2 separate regions of the Mus musculus genome follow, and region 1 is linked to region 2. A link is a loop called in an ENCODE intact Hi-C map of the cell type or tissue named here. Cell type or tissue: heart. All regions are shown on one strand. Links, peaks and the distances in the headings refer to the core of each region. The heading gives the core; the rest is flanking DNA. Region 1 holds the start of Gm51555 (a long non-coding RNA gene). Region 2 overlaps Cdh13 (cadherin 13).

Region 1 (2,809 bases), core at 40-2,539, 110 kb before region 2:
TAAAGGCATGTGCTTTGTATTCTTTTGTAGAACCAACAGATCTATAATGTATGTTCTTTTCACTCTCCTATCTTCCCTTCTCTTATTAAGTTTATGGTAGGGAGTCGGATGGGGAATGTCTGTCCTGCTGTCTGTCCCTTCCTAAAGGCAGTCTATATACAAGGCAGTGGAAGAGGGGAGGGACGAGGGCATGGAGAGTGAAGGTCAGAGCGAACAGATCCTGAGGAGTTATAGACTCATGTCTTTTGGGGGAAATGGTCCAATAACAGGGACAATACCTGGGTTTAGACAGTGGCAAATGCCCATGTGACAGGTCTTTAAGGCCCTGTTCTAGAGCTCAGAACAAAAGGTGACTCATGTATATATTCCTGAAAATGATGCCACCTGGGCCACATATGAGCATCTCAGGGGATCATTTTCTTAGATAAGTACAGCCCCTCTGTCATATCCGGGAGAGAAAAATGTGTGGGGAGCCACTATCCAGTACTGGCTGTCTTGGACTGTTTGCCAGGAGTCTGAACCTATAGTCAGTTTTAGCAACTGATGTCTGCTGTGTGACACAGACGAAGCCATTGGGTTGCATGGACTGACTGCATGTTCACCGTGATGGTTTAACAAATACGCAATGAAGTTGTGGTTCGGGGAGTTATTTCCCGATAGCTCTTTAAAAAATGTGAACACTAGGTAGATTCTATCTTGAGTCTATATTGATTCTGCAGAATGAAAGTACCTACAAGAGCTCTTGACTCTTTGTCTAAATGATTGAGTTCTTTGGCATGGGAAGATAAGGTCCAGAAGACAGAACACTAGGTGGATTATCCTCTTCAGAACCAACCTGCAGGCATATCAGCGGCCACTCAGAGCCCAAACCTTAGCTCTGGCCTAAGTATGCTTAGGTTCTTAGGTTCCTAGGTTCCTAGGTATGCTCTCCTGGGTGTGGCTTCCTCTTCTAAGTTGAGGAAGGTAAAAATTGGAGAGTAATTACCACACTCTTAAAGGAGTAATGCTTAAAATTTGCTTGGAAATGATTTTCAATGACTGTTCAGGCTTAATGCAATGCTCTGAGATGGGGCACCTAGATCCTAGGTAGACACACAGCTTACAGTGACAGCTGGGATGCTCCCTACCGAGCCACACATGAGTTATCATGTTTCCACGTGTGACTCCAAGTGGAGTCTCCCACAGTAAGGTCAGCTGTGGGGAAATGATCCAACCAAGGGGGTAAGTGCTCCAGTGTTATTGGAGACACATTTTGGTTTACAAACTTAGCAAACACGGAGTGGATTATAAATGAGATCCCACGCCCTCTTCTGGTGTGTCTGAAAACAGCTACAATGTACTTACATATATAATAAATAAATTTAAAAAAAAAAACAATAAATAAGAGCTCAAAGGCTGGGCTGTCACAGGCCAAAGCCCTGGCAGGGTCTATGTCTGATGAGATCTGCATCCATATACCTGACTGTCTCTGATCCCCTCATCTTGGGGAGTAGGAAGTGGGCTCTATGGAACCTCTGCCATTGGAACTTTAGACACATTCTTGGGGGCTCTGTTCTCATGATCTAACTACTTCCAACAGCCTCTTCCTCCTAATATGAATGGTTTTGATTTAACGTACAGATATTCTCTCTCTCTCTCTCTCTCTCTCTCTCTCTCTCTCTCATATTTGTATTCATGTTGCAGGTCCATGTATACATTCACATGTGTGTGCTTGTATGTGGAGGTCAGAGGATCATTTCTCAGTAGGTGCCCACCTTTCCTTTTGAGACAGTTTCTTGCTAGAATGTGTAGTTCTCAGACTAGGCTAGGCTGGCTGCCCAGTGAGCTCCTGACATCCCCCTATATCTGCCTCCCCCACACTGGAATTAAAACACCATGTCACCATGCCTCTTTTGTTTGTTATGTGGGTCCTGGGGTTCAGACTCGGGTTCTCATGATTATGTGGTAAGCACTTGACTAAGCCGTCTCCCCAGAGTCCTCAATTAGGGGGAGATACAGATATTGAAAACATAACACAGATCATATAAAAACATTTATGTAGCAAAAAATGACCAGTTGATCAACAACCCTCAGCTGTCAACAGAGACATTCATTGAGCTCAGGTGAGTATGTTGGTACATAAGACCTCTCAGTCTATGAAGCCAGTGGGTATCCTAGAACATTTATTTTTGTGGGCGCTCTCTGCCTGGCATTCTTTGCTTTTCATTAATCCTTGGCTCCCAGGAAGAGGTTCAACCAAGTGTAGAAAGTTCTACCATGCCTAGGGTCCCATCTCAGAGGTTTTAAAACAGAACCTCTATCTTAAAGAGACCATCTGGTGAGTGTGTGTGTGTGTGTATGTGTGAGTATGTCTGTCTGAGAGTGAGTGTGTGAGAGTGAGTGTGTATGTGTGAGTGTGTGTGTGTATATATTCATCATACTTAGTGATGGATTTCACAAAGATACTTTCATTCGACTGTATCACACCCTTACACCACATTCACGCCCCACACCCTCTGCGTCCCCCTCCCTCCTGCTAGTTTGCTACCTTTCTTCAAATGACCCTACTTCTCCCTCATATACATGAGTGGCTTTCAGGGGTACCTGTTGGGAATGGCTCCACCCACCCCATGGCGCCCTCTTGTGGTTATGTCAAGATGAGTCGGCACAGAGCACCGAGAGAGTCAAGGTGGAAAGAATGGGTGGAGTTTCCCTTCCCTGTTGTATGCACTGAATGGGAACTAATCCTTCCCTTTCTGACTGCAGTGGAAGTGTAGTGACCTTCTTAGCACCCCACACCCTTCTCAGACATTCAGGAGTGCAGCTTTTA
Region 2 (2,809 bases), core at 234-2,733:
GAGGCAGCAGCGAGTGCCCTTAAGTCGGAGCATTTGCTGGATTGGGTGGCCAGGCTTTGCTGGGTGGCAGTACGACTACCTCCTTGCTAGAAGCCCCTTAGATTACCCAGACAGGAAAAGGGAGATAAGTGTAACAAAAAAATGCTTCCTACCATTCACCAGCATTGTGAAGACGGAAACAAACAAACAGCTGCACTTGTGTTCTAGAAAATACTTTCTTCTTTTCTATTCCTTTTCCTTTCCCCTGGGGCATCTAGGAATGAAGATCCTTTCAAATTCTCCCCCTCACCCCCAGAGGCAAGCTCTTCAGGAAACTGGTGAACCATTGAGTTGCTTCTAGGTCTGGTCCAAGCCACGTGCAACACATTTGGTTCATTCAGAAAATACTCTTGCAAGTTGTATTGTCTCGGGGGCTTAATTTCTCTTTGACTGAGTGGAACAGTGCTGTTGTGACATCTTTGCAAACAACTTGTAAATTCGAAGCCTGTTCGGCGCCATGTCTCAGAACTCCAAAGCAGTTATGGTATTTTATCTAAGCCGTAGAATAATTCAAACCAATTTTTCCTGACTCTAGTTTCTTCCAAGTTGATCGCTCTGCCTGCGTCTTTTCTCGTAGAGAGTGGAAACCCACTCCTCTCAGCCCGCATCGACACAAAAGCAATCTGTTTCCGAAAGATTTAGGACTTAAAAAATAATAGCTACAGAGTGCTCCATGCCGTCTCCTCTACAGTAGAGTTCTCATCCCATTCCACAGAGAAGCCAGGGATGGTCTCAGAGTACAGAAACTCAGCCCCTGTCTTTCCTTGGTGATCTGTTGGTGTCTGATTGCAATGTCCATTTGCCTGGCTCACACACTCTGTAGCCAGCTAAGACAGCAGCAGGCTGGGTCCTGTGGTTACCAAATCCAGGTCTAGGCACAGAATAATTTTTTTTATAAAACATTTCAATGTATTACTATTTACTTTGTGCATTTAGCATGTGTGTGTATGTGTGTGTGTGCATGCATAAATGTGTATATAAATGTATGTATGTATGTGTATGTATATATATGTATGTATGTGTGTGTATATATATGTGTGTGTATGTATATATATATATATTGCTCAAAAGACATATATAAAATATATATATATATATATATATATATATATATTGCTCAAAAGACAGTTTTCAGGAGTTGGTTCTTCTATCACATGTCTTAGGGTGGGATCCTAGTTCTCCAAGCTTTGTGACAGTGCCTTTACGTGTTGAGCCATTTCTCTGGGTCTAACAGTTTAAAAAACAAACAAACAAACAAACAAACAAACAAAAATGCTCTTGAGCTCTGGGATGCAGAATCTGAGAAAGATGCAAAAGGTTTTGCCCTCCTGGTGTTAACTCACAGTGGCTTTATCTGTCTGGTGTGCCATGTGTCCTTTTCCTGGTCCTCCCAGCCTCCCAGAGAAAGAGGTAAGCACACCCCACACCCCCCTTTTACAGTGGAAGCCCAGGTTCCAGGACGGAAGAGAGGCATACCCAGTGTAATTCAACTAATAGATGAATGCCCTCAATCATCTGAATGGAGAGAGAGGCAGGGTTCATCAGCACTGTAGTCTCTACTGCCCTCTGTGGCCCGGTGGAGGGAGTGTGTGGAATCTATTCCATTTCCTGGTCAACTCTCTTTGTTTTTGGTTTTGAGACAGGGTTTTGCTCTGTCGCCCAGGCTGGCCTCAAACTTCTAATGATCCTCCTGCCTCCCCCACTCCCTGCCAGGTGCTGAGATTGTAGGTCTATTCTACCATGCCCTGCTCTTGGCTGATCTCTTGATTTTAGGATGGGAACTCTTGAGTAACTGTGATGGTTTGTATATGCTTGGCCCAGGGAGTGGCACCATTAGGAGGTATGCCCTTGTTGGAATAGGTAAGGCCTTGTTGGAGTAGGTGTGGCCTTGTTGGAGTAGGTGTGGCCTTGTTGGAGTAGGTGTGGCCTTGTTGGAATAGGTGTGGCCTTGTTGGAATAGGTGTGGCCTTGTTGGAGTAGGTGTGGCCTTATTGGAATAGGTGTGGCCTTGTTGGAGTAGGTGTGTCACTGTGGGTATGGGCTTTAAGACCCTCAGCCTAGCTGCTGAGAAGTCAGTCTTCCACTAGCAGCCTTTAGGTGAAGATGGAAAACTATCAGCTCTGCCTGCACCATGTCTGCCTGGATGCTGCCATGCTCCCGCCTTGATGATAATGGACTGAACCTCTGAACCTCTAAGCCAGCTCCAGTGAAATGTCGTCCTTATAAGAGTTGCCTTGGTCATGGTGTCTGTTCACAGCAGTAAAACCCTCTTAGACAATAACCCATACATTTAGTAGTTCATGGAGCAACAGGATAGGTTTTCTGTTCCAGGCTGCATACTCTGGGAGCTATGCTCTCAGTGTGGGAGACTGATAAGCCATCTTCCGGTGGAAATGCACCTTTCCCCGGGTTGATCCTTCTTATGAATTTTCTTTCCATCCTTTGATCTTTAGGTCCACTTAGGATTCTTGGGCTGATACAAATTCTGAACTTGTGCTTTAGATGTTTGATAACGGGCTGTATTAGGACAGACTCTGCCTTTGCGGCTGAGAGGTCTCCTGGAGCTTCCCTGCTGAGACACGTATTTAGTCACCATTATATGAGGCTGGAGGGGATCCAGCAGCAGGCTGGGGAAAGGGGGAAAGCTGGGGTGTATGGCACCCTCTCCTTCCACGGGTAACAGAAGCATGCCAGGTTTCTGACATGGCTGTGTCTGCATGTGCTGGGGGCCATCTACCCCAAGAGGCTGAATGCGGATCTTTTTCTTTTC

Evidence for each region. Peaks named below come from ENCODE experiments on the same cell type or tissue, not always from the same donor. Only the 100,000 strongest peaks of a DNase experiment are listed, where the experiment ranks them.
Region 1: a loop joins it to region 2, with 8 times the contacts of the local background. A loop is called at or near these places in 4 of 42 quality-filtered maps.

Annotation. Positions count from the first base shown.
Region 1 is chr8:118,332,495-118,335,303 of GRCm38, forward strand. All of the region lies in intron 1 of Cdh13 (cadherin 13), which reads left to right. Gm51555 (a long non-coding RNA gene) reads right to left here and starts at 1,375. Exons shown (of 3, transcript XR_003947471.1): 1 at 1-1,375. In heart, for the core only: no CTCF peak of the experiment used is centred there; no DNase peak of the experiment used is centred there.
Region 2 is chr8:118,441,962-118,444,770 of GRCm38, forward strand. The region is part of intron 1 of Cdh13 (cadherin 13); the gene reads left to right. Among named protein-coding and RNA genes, the nearest start is that of Gm24035, 17 kb to the left of the region's middle. In heart, for the core only: a CTCF peak has its summit at 1,604; a DNase peak (open chromatin) is centred at 1,580.